2 separate regions of the Homo sapiens genome follow, and region 1 is linked to region 2. A link is a contact called in ENCODE Hi-C data. All regions are on one chromosome and are shown on one strand. Each heading gives the region's core, a stretch centred on a gene start or an enhancer-like site at or near the end of the contact. The rest is flanking DNA. Distances are from core to core; before and after follow the strand shown. Region 1 holds the start of NRL (neural retina leucine zipper). Region 2 holds the start of SUPT16H (SPT16 homolog, facilitates chromatin remodeling subunit).

Region 1 (5,622 bases), core at 2,894-5,393, 2.7 Mb before region 2:
TACATAAAATCTGACAACGGTTGTAAGGCACATCCCCAGGGGAAAAAAGAAGTCTGGCTAACATGCACCATAATGCAGATGCTCAGTGAGAACCCAGAAATCATCCTGCAACCATCTATTTTACCCAGTCCTCTGGCTGACAAGATGGTGCTTCCCTCCCAGGAATGCACACAGACCCACCAGTATACTTTTTCCCCTAAACAGAACTTCCAACTCAAGAGGTTTGCTCCCAAAGAGCTTCCCTTGAGAAGTTTCTGATGAGTCTGACCAGAAAGGGAAGCCAGTACCTGAGATCCAGGGCAGTGTGTGTATCTCCCTCACCATAGATATTGCAGATATGAACTAAGAGAAGCAAGAAAAACAAGAATCTTTCAGGGATGGGGGAAGAAGAGTGGAAGTGAAGCTAGGGAAGAGATCAAACAGGGGACAAGGGTACTGGAGCACTTTGGGAGTGATTTTCCCAGGACAAAGTGAGGGATCCTGGCTCAGAGGGGACAGGCACATGGAAACCTCAGGTCCCAGGCTGGAGAGTCAGTGGAAGCCTGGTGCATACTCACTGTAATCAGACCAGCTAGAGTAGAGGAAGTGGTTCCCATCAGGGGTGAAGGCCACATCCAAGACGCTCCAGCCTACGTCGCGGGCCTTGATGCTCTTGAATTTACGGAAACGGCCATATCGGCAGTCATAGAGTCGGATTGTCTGGTCTGTGTAAGTAAAGATCAGGCAGAATTATGGGACAGTTTCCTTGTAACTTTTCTAGATTAGACATCTCCCACTCAGTGTACCTGTGGAGTCTTCCCTTTATCATGGGAAACATGGTCTGGCTAAGCATCCTTAAGCCAGGTCTGAGCTCCCCGTCTGTGGCTTTCTAGCCTCAGTCAGGGGGAATGTCCCATGTTCCAGGAAAAGATAGTTTATAGGACCAGGGTCTGGTACCTTGGCAAGCAGACATGAATATTTGACCATCTTTGCTGTAGATGCCACAGAAAGCCTTCTGAGAGTAGCTATCAGTGAAGCCCAGATCATTGGGCAAGAAGCTAGGGAAGGAGAGAGAAAGTGAGGGTGAGGGGTGCTCAGGATAAGGAGTGTCCCAATCAGCAGAATCCTAACAGAGCTGGAATATCAGAACAGTCATTCTTCCCTTTTGGCTGTGAGTGCAATCCCGTCTTTCAACCATTCCACCATCCTCTAAATTTCTACAATTTTCTACACTTTTCTACTTTGTTTACTCTCAAAGTTTCAACCCCATTTAACCTAACCTTTAATATCTCTGAGGCTCCTTTAACACCTACCCCTTCAAAGTTTAGGAGATAAGACCTATCTGGCCCTTAGAGTCTCTTCACCAAGCCCCATACTCACTGAGATATCACTCGAGACTGTTCTCCAAGGGAGAAGCTTCCCCGATGGCAGAGGCCCCGTTCTCTCTAAATGGAAGGGATTGGGGAATATTGCTAGCAGAAATAGAGGGCCACTTCAGCCATATCAAGCCCCCTCCTCCAAAGATATTGCTCTTGTTATAGAAATGGACACACACATCATAGTCTGTCCCACAGAACTCCGATGGAGGCTGGTTAACTCTCCAGCCCCAGCGCTTGAGGCTTCTACTTTGGAAAGTTGACTTCCTTTTTCTCTGGGGCTGGCAGAGCTTCTGGCTGCTTTGGCAGGCCTGCTGCCAGGCTGGGAGGTGGAGAGGCCTACCTGGTGCAACATTCGAGGAAAGCTGTGCTTCTGGGCGGCCCGCCTAAGCCCCAGCTGCCCTGTGGCCAGTTCCACTTGTGTCTTGATCTCATTGAATTCCAGCTCCCGGGTGTCAGGGGTAGCATCCACTGTGAGTACCAAGGAGAAGTTTCATCCTAGGTCTGCCAGCCTCAGAGGACAGTTAGCAGAACTGTACCCAAGCCCACCCCTGTGGCTGAATATACTGGGGCTGTAAGGACTCCTTATTCCTTAAATTATCGTACCTTCTTTCAATGTAACCTATCATTCAAAATATCACTAAAAGGTTTTCTAGTAAAAGTCTTCCAACATTAGGGGCTTTTCCTCTTACCAGGTGGGTTGTATCGATCCCCAAGACGACCATCCCAAGCTCTGTCATTCTCTTCCTCTGAGTCCAAGAGGGCCTGAATGAATTGTAAATTTGCTGCACCTCCTCCCTGCACCAACCTCACTTGGCCTCTGTGGAGAGACCCCCATTATAAAGGAGGGGACTTCTTCCCCCAAACCAACCAAATTCAGAGTCAATGGCTATCTAGCTCTTAGACCACTTGGTACTCATTTTGAGGTTTGAGGCTGACTAGACCTTGGCTGTTATTTTTGGTCTCCTATAAAACACAGTAGGAAAGAGAGTTTTACTCTTACAGCAAGAGCAAGACCAACATGCTGTGGACGTGACCTACTAAGTTGACCTCCCAGCGAGCTAAACATTCTAACATCATTTCCTTAGAACAAGAGCAAGACCAATACGCTGTGGACATGACCTACTAAGTTGACCTCCCAACAAGCTAAACATCCTCACAGCATTTCCTTCTGAGCCTCTGCCTGAGAAGTCCACCACAGAAGACAATATTCTAAGCTGGGTGCGGTGGTGTGTGCAACTGTAGTCTTAGCTACCTGGGAGGCAAGGATTGCTTGAGCCCAGGAGTTGCAGGCTGTGGTGTGCACTTGATCACACCTGTGAATAGCCCGTTCTCCAGACTGGGGAACACAGTGAGCCCTGTCTATGTCTACTAAAAACAACACAAAACACAAACAAAAAAGAATACAATATTCTGAAGGGACCCCCAAACCCATCTTCTCCTCAAAGAGCCATAAGCAAAGAAAGAAAGCCAGCTGCACCCTTTTCCAGTCAATTCCAGGTGGTCTCTCCCTTCAAGGCATTCTTTCCTCAAGAACAGGTTAGAGTCAGGGCAAATTAAACTTGTTTTTCAAGTAAATCGAAGTGGCCTCATATCATGTGTCAACTGCCTTACTAAAAAGTTCAACACTCCCTTCCCATCTCTTCACCCCTTACATCACTCCTTTCCCACTAGGACCCCCCCCTTTTTTTTTTCAAGCTTACTTGGAAAATAGACTATATTTGTGTAGTCACAGAGACAGGCTCCCTTGAATAGCCCCTCAAACACATGAGCAGGTCCTCTTGGTGACCCTCCCTAGGTAAGAACCACTCTTACTGGGTATGGAGCTGAGTGCCATGGGTGCCCAGCAGGGAAAGGCTGTTCAGCTCAAACAGAACAGCTGTCCTGAGCGAATCCCATTTCCTAACCTCTGTAATTTTCCTGCCTGGAGTTGGGATCAAGGCACTGTGGTAGCACCTGCTGGGGGTCACACCAGAGGGTAAGTTACCTGCGGAGGAGATAGGCCAGTACCTGGGCCAGATCCACATCTTCATCCTCTTCTTCCTCTTCCTCACTCCGACGCAGGCCAGCCCCTCTTCGGGGCAAGCCCTCGGAGGGGTCTCCGGACCCGGATCCTGCACTGCTGCTGTTCCGCGATCCCATCTTCTGGTCACAGCATTCTTAGGTCCTGTGCGGGGGCTCCTCCTGTCACCTCCTTGGGTTTGGTGAAAGCAAAGCGTGCTCTAGAAATACCAGGGTCTCCTGAGACGGGGTAGTAGCTATCTCTAGGAGGGTGACCCTTCCTCGGGGCTGAGATCCCTTTTCTTTAGCCTATGCCAACTACCAAGGCGTCGGGAACACAAACCTTCTCCAATCCTGTGAAGCAAAGAAAGCAAGAGTGAACCGTAGTGCGCTACCCTAGCTCACCAACTGAAGAAAGATTTGTTTTCTACACCAAACTCACCTATCGAAGTCCCCGGACTGGGGAGCGGGAGGGGTGTTGGGCGGTGTTGGATTTCCAGGTAACCTCTCTGACCGACCAATCGAAATCCCTCTCGGAAGAAAGCGCTTCACTAGCTTATCTCATCTAACCAATTAGAAGCCTTAGGACTCAAAGACCCTCGACGCCCCCACCTTATCGACCAATCAGAGCGCCCCCTTACAAAGGCCGGCAGCAGTGACAGCCAATGAAAATAGAATTTGGCCTAACACCCCTCCTTCCTCGCCTCACGCCCACGTGGTGCGCCGGGGGTGTGTACGCCATGAGGGGGAGGAAGCCGAGAAGCACCTCCCACTGAAGCCGGCGGTAACCGCCCCACGCGAGACCACCCACCAGCCAGGAGCGGTCGCAGGACCCGCAGCGGCGCGAGGCCTTGTTTACACCGACTGCCGCCACTGCGTTGGCCAACCGCTCCTCCGTCACGCGCTTCGCTCGTCACGCATCTCGCGGCTTCCTGGCCGGCGGGCTGCAAACGTCACACGACGGCCCCGCCCCCTTGGCCAGCCAACTGGACAGCGGAGCACGATGATTGATAGGTAGGCGGGAGAATGCGCGAGGTGCCTGAGGGGAGGAGAAAGTGCACACCCAAGGAGGGCTGTTAGCTCTTGCTGGGGAGGAGTAAGTGGGAACTGCCAGCTTCCTGAATCAGAGACAGCCGAACTAGGCGTAACGGCTGAGAGGCGGGGCTTAAAAAAGAAACGTTTGGTGGTTCGCTACCGAGAGGTATTTTAGCAAGGGATATAATTTACTGTCTGTCCCTAAAGATCATTTGGCATCGCACTTTTCAGACAGTGCCCAAGGGCCTCCTTTCTCCCCACTGCTTCCCCTGTCCAGCTGGAGCCGTTCTTCTGTCGCTGGCCGCAGCTCCAGTCGGTTCTGCCCTAAGGGGTGCCCAGCGTCCCAGTAGACCTCCATACCGTCCTTCCGGGCTTAGCTTTTGGAAGCCTTGCTCTTGGGACGGTCCCCTTTTAGACCTCCCTTTATCCGGTCTGACAATTTTTTAAGACAATCCCTGGCTTTCCGCCGCGGTCTTTGCAGACGTTCCCTAATACACGCGTCTTTCTGTCAAAGCTTTTCCGGTTCCGCTGTCCCCTTTGACGCTCCCTTGGCCCTCCGGGATTTGCAGACCTTCGCTAGTCCCTCTGTCCTCGCGGTGCCTCTCCGCCCCCGGCCGCGGGTCCAGGGTGCGCGCTCGCCGCCTCCTGCCCCCTCCTGCCCCCTCCTGCGGGTTTATGAGTAACAAGCCTGAGTCCAAGGCCGGGAGTTGCCACATCTCTGATCCTCGCCCTGGCTGGGTGGGGACGTGTGGGTTGAATGACCTTGCTGTCTCGGGCTCAGAGGCTCAGGGTCCGAGCTGAACTTCATTCCCTGCAGCCTGCACTTCCTTGGGAAAGCTGCGAGCTTCCCTCCGCCCGCTCCTGAGGGCAGGGATGGGAGCGAGGGCTCGTGGCCTTCTTGGGCCCTCCTGGGGCCTCTCCCAGTGAGGGCGAGGGTTTGGCCAGCTTTCGGGCGACGTCTCCTAGTCTCTAGATCCGGAGACCTGAGCTTGTCACCAGGGCTAGCTTTGATGGCCTCTGCGCTTAGAAGGGTCCTGAATGTTTGGTTTAATGTTCTAGTGTTAACGGTCTTGAAATTATTAGTAATTTTAAAGCAAGTGCCTGGTATTTTCATCTTGCACTCGGCTCCACTGATTATGTAGGCGGTCTGCTGGGCGCCCATCCTCTATTGCCAGATTACTTACTATCTGTGCTTTAACGTTTATTGAGACTTTAGGATTCCGTGGTTTCT
Region 2 (5,056 bases), core at 449-2,948:
ATGACTTATCTCAGGGCTATGATAGCTCAGAAAGGGACTTCTCACTCATTGATGATCCTATGATGCCAGCTAACTCAGACTCCAGTGAAGATGCTGATGACTGAAGCCCCAGCATGGGCCCCATTGCTTGGGCGGCTGCTGTATTTTCATTTACTCTGGCCCTTGGACTATGGAAACGTGGGAGGGGCAGGGGAGATGTGGGGAAGTCCAGGACTCCAGGAGGTGAAAAGGAAAAAAAAAAAAAAATGTACCTGATTGCTCCCAATTATGAGAGGATTGGGTGGGCAGGGGAACTCCTAAAATAATACATGACCACTTCCTCATTTCTGGGGAAGGAAAGGAGACTAGAGCAGCTGGTGTGCTCACCCCTCCCTAGTCACCTCCATTAACCACAGACTATGTAGCGCTGGCCCTAGCCTCTGGCAGAGCCTGTTCCTGGCCGAACTGTGGATACAGCTGGAGGGTCAGGAACTGTTACCTTCTTTCCCCTTGGCATTAATAAATTTAAGTTAATCCTTTTCCACTCTTCCTTTGTTCTATGTTTGCTCAAACCCAGTGTATTGATTTTGAGTTGTTAATGGTGGGTAATTTCAGCACCACTTTCCTTAAGTTCAATACTGTTTATACTAAATTGCCTTACAGCAGACAAGTCATCTGTACTCCTCTAAAGGGTATATACAAATGTAGACTGTCCAGCTGGCTAAAGGCAAGGGAATTATTTAAGGTAAATGGTAGGTAGGCAAACTTCTGGATTCAAACTCCAAGTTTTTAGAAGAGACAGGGAGCAAGAATGTCATCAGGAACCATTTATGTTTTGTTTCTAATTAACTGAAGTAACGGTTATTTGGGGGAAGCCATAGAATAGTGCCAGTTTTCATGAACTGCAGCAAGGGGACTGGCCGACTGGAAGGATGCTGCCGCGACTTGGGCTCAGGGGGTGGGGTTGTGGGAAGGAACTAAAAGTTTGTAGAGCCCCTCAAGTCATCTGTTTCCTCTGACTTACACCATCCCACTGCTCAGTTAAAGCTTGCGCATATTATTTTCCTTTCGAAAACTAGGTTCCTCCCCCAGCTTGGGTCGTAGTTTATCACGAGGCTGGGCTCCATTTCCCTGGTATGAGTCCTCTGTCCCGGCGGAGCGCTTGACCCAGCATCCTGGCACCGAGGATCCCTCGAGTCCTGGAGCAGTCAAGGGCTTTTGCATTCCCATCATTTCTAGGAGGGGCGCATGCCCAGTTACACTGTAGTAGTCCCACTTTTATCCCACGCTAGATCCCGCTCTTTCCGCTCCCCCTTCCTTTGCAGATGGGGTGGAGCTATAACACCCGCGCGCGGCAGCTCTTGTGGGCGGGGCAGGCGCCGCCTCCTTCGCTTCGTCTAGGGACTGCCGCCTCGGCAAAAAGTCTGAGGTCCTGGAAACCGCCGCTGGGCTGAGAGTTAATAAGGGCGGAGGCAGACCGTCACGTGACGACGTCGATTCGCGTGCGGCAGTGGCGAAGTTGACAAACCCCGCGAAAATCGACTCTTTGCATCGCACATTTTGTTGATTTTCCCTCGTTTTTCTTTCTCTCTTTCCCCCGTCCATCCGAAAGAGGGTTGGAAAAAAACAAAACAAACAAACAAACAAAAAAAAAACCTAACGCTGTTGGGACCCGGAAGCGGAAAGGGCATCTTTGAGGTCGATACTTCCGGGTCATTGGGAGAGTGCGGGATTCCTGGGCCGAGAGCGGGTGGCTGAGCCGGGACCTCGCGTGATTCTCGGAACCCGAGGAGAAGCGGCGTCCGGGGCTATGGCTGTGACTCTGGACAAAGACGCTTATTATCGGCGAGTGAAGAGACTGTACAGCAATTGGCGGGTGAGGAAGATCCTGTAATTTTTCCTAGGGAGCCCCCTTAGCCATCCCATAATAACCCTGTTTCTCGGCGCCCTTTTTTCTCTTTCGGTCAGGAATTCCCGGGTTCTGTGCCTCACCCTTTTCGTTGCTCCCGAATCATTCACCGGAGGCGGCCACGAACGCTGCCCCTTAACAGGGAATCCCCCGCATTCACCCTGTCCTGCGGCCATCACCATCTTCCCCGCGTGCCAGCCTTGGTCATGCATAGCAGCACCTCTCGCAGTCTCTTCCCGCCCTAGAAGAGGCAACATCCTTCCCTCCTACTCCGTGGTCACGTCTTGCTGCCCTCCCCTGCCGTGTTCTCACGCACTCGCTCTGTCCCTCCAGAACCACAATATTCCACCCCTGGTCCCGCCAGGATTATAACCGTCTTCGTAAAGGAGAGATGGAAGGGCAAGGAGGATGTCAATCGGGCTTTTAGCGTTTATCGTTTGCGGGGCTTTTGCTGGAGTTAAAAAAAGAAATACTGCTCACGCGCAACCGCCTCATGTTCTAGGCCCTGCTGTGGGTTACAGAGAGGGACCTAACGCTGAAAGCCTGCAGGCATTAGTAATAACAAAACAAAACAAAACGATGCCTAAAACCTTATTAGTTCCTTGGTAGCGTATCCGGGGCACGTGTTCATTAAAAGAGCTGTGGCAGTTCCCAGTTTTTTAAAGATTCGGCAGTTTTGCTGCTCTAAAAACGTCCACAGTTAAAACTTATTTTTATGATGTTAACTTACTAATTGAGCAAACATTTGGTTGCATTCTGTGATGCAGTCTGAGTTGGCTAGCTTAAGTCTTGCCCCTGAACCCTGTCATCAAGGGAAGATACAGCTAATAAAGATTTTTTTTTAACCTGAAAAACGTTTTGAGAAAAATGATCAGCTCTCATTTCAGCATTGTAAATTATCTTTCAAACTGGTCATCTACTAAAACCAAGCCATTAAAATTGGTCGTTTCCTTGCCATTCATATTAAAGCTGTCTGTGCATGTTTCATCTTTTGGGGCTAAATACATTAGATAATTGAAAATAAAATTGATTCTCTTGCATTTTATGAAAAGGAAAAATAAGAACTAAATGCTAGATGAATACTGAACATTTTATTTTTTTTAATTTTTTGATTAATTTCTACCAAATGATTTTTTGCAGCTTCTCTCAGTGTCATATTATTCAAACATAATCGATGTTAGAAAAACATTTTAAAACCTTGATACTTTCTAATGATCAGTAAGTACTAAAAATCCGAAGCCCTCTCTTGTACCCATAAACCCTGAAACTGTGAACCTTTGGTATGAAAATTGTTTCTAGTCCCAGTGATTCAGATTCATCAAATAATTTCATTCTCTCTATACCATTCATGAAAACTAATCTATAGCTCTCACTTCCTCTACATGACAAATTAACTGTGGCCTGAAGACAGGTTGGCAAACCTAATAAAACTGATAGTCTTTAAATCCATGAAAGTTATTTCCCACCCACCATTTTTTTTTGTATCTCAAAAATCTTTAAAGTTTATCTTGGCCCTCTTACTACCTTAATGACATCATCTTGGGAGAATGTTAGATATTGATAAGACACTGATGGTGTAAAGTTATGAGCCAAATCTATGTAAAAATGTACCAGTTAACAAAACCTGTGGCTATTATGAAAAACTTACTTGAATAAGACTTTCTGCTTTTGTGTTAATGTGTCCAGAACCCACCTGTAGAAGTTCTTTGTGTATGCAGTCTTTTCACCCTACAGTGCTTTCATTCTGATACACTTAATCAGAGATAGTAGTTTTCTGGGTTAAATCTAGTCGCTTATCCTCCTGGATATAGCAGAAAGATAGTGGGATATATAGGTGTGTTGTATAACTTTTCTCTTTTACACCTTTTCCTTTTTTTAATAAGAAAACTGGGATTGAAATAGAATAAGTTGAAGTTAATGGTAAAAATTCCAAACCTGGCTGGGCACCGTGACTCATGCCTGTACCCAGCACATGAGGCCAGGAGTTAAAGACCAGCCTGGGCAAGATGATGAGACCCCCGTCTCTACAAAAAAAAAAAAAAGGCAAATAAATTAACCAGGCATGGTGGTGTGTGCCTATAGTCCTAGCTACTTGTGATGCTGAGGCAGAAGGATCCCTTGAGCCCAGGAGTTTGAGGCTGCAGTGAGCTGTAATCGCATCACTGCACTCCAGCCTGGATGAGACCCCGTCTTTAAAAAATAAATTAAAAAAAAAAAAAATAAATCCCAAGCCTTTTGCTTTCAGCTTCCATCTTAAAAAAAAAAACTGTTATGACTAAAATTAACTAAAAAATGATTTGGGCTCCAAACCCACTTTTAATTTTAAATACTCTTGATTATAAGCCCTTAAAAGCTGTAGTGGTTGAACCTGGTAGTTCCAGCAGTCCAAATACAAGTACACAGGGTTGTAGAGAACTGATAGGCTACTAAGCTTTTTCTTCCCTTTTTTAAAAATAAGAATAGGAATTAACCTTACCTATCTGCAAGTTAATTTTCAGTTAGGTACATATTTTGAGGCTATTGCAAATAAAATATTTTTTAATTATAATTTTCATAACTTATGTCCTAAAAACAATTGTAGTTACCATGTACTTTTAACTGAATAGAAATTTCAAAAATATTAAGCCCTGTATCTAAGTAAATCGTGTCATTTTAGAGATGGGAAAATGGAGTCAGTCAAAAATCAACAGGAGACCTTAGAACGTACTATTGTTTTATGACTCCTGGAGGTTTGAGTCTAGATCCAGTCTTGCCTCTTATGTTTTAAGTGAGAGCTGCTAAGAGCAGAAAGGATTTGCAGCACCTTCTCTGTATTATTAGAATATCGCAGGTGGTAGTGGTGGTTCCTGGAAATGGGCTGCATGTTTCTTTGTCCTCTTATGCCTACTAGATCCTTCTTCAGGGATTGCCAGCCTTTTCATGATTACGATTATTTTTAACCAAGTAATATGATTAGTGCTGGTCATTGGGAGAAACAAAAGAGGTTATCTACCATCCCAGGGTTCCAGCTGCCTTGAGGGCTGAGTGGTACAATATCCAGGCATATCTGTATATCATTTGAGACCTACCTGTTGGGACATTCTGATATGAGTGGACCTTGACTTCATCTGCCTTTTTTCTTGAAGAATTCCATAAAATGTCAAAAATATTTGTTTTCAGAAGGAATAC

The links. Hi-C counts contacts between places; a loop is a spot of excess contacts on that map. Pooled maps may share reads with other maps.
Region 1: a pooled map shows a loop between it and region 2 (22-fold over the local background). The contact joins the promoter of NRL here to the promoter of SUPT16H in region 2. A Hi-C loop is called at or near these places in 7 of 50 pooled maps.

Annotation. Positions count from the first base shown.
Region 1 is chr14:24,113,470-24,119,091 of GRCh38, reverse strand. It overlaps NRL (neural retina leucine zipper), which reads left to right and starts at 4,143. Exons shown (of 3, transcript NM_001354768.3): 1 at 4,143-4,370. DCAF11 (DDB1 and CUL4 associated factor 11) reads right to left here and starts at 4,315. Exons shown (of 15, transcript NM_025230.5): 1 at 3,799-4,315; 2 at 3,343-3,710; 3 at 2,048-2,175; 4 at 1,699-1,826; 5 at 1,360-1,424; 6 at 937-1,037; 7 at 558-704; 8 at 288-342. The coding sequence starts at 3,497. RefSeq lists enhancers at 4,236-4,385, 4,626-4,765, 4,347-5,062.
Region 2 is chr14:21,380,661-21,385,716 of GRCh38, reverse strand. It overlaps SUPT16H (SPT16 homolog, facilitates chromatin remodeling subunit), which reads left to right and starts at 1,698. Exons shown (of 26, transcript NM_007192.4): 1 at 1,698-1,855. The coding sequence starts at 1,790. It overlaps CHD8 (chromodomain helicase DNA binding protein 8), which reads left to right. Exons shown (of 38, transcript NM_001170629.2): 38 at 1-518. The coding sequence ends at 104. LOC107984643 (a long non-coding RNA gene) reads right to left here and starts at 1,444. Exons shown (of 2, transcript XR_001750627.2): 1 at 1,004-1,444.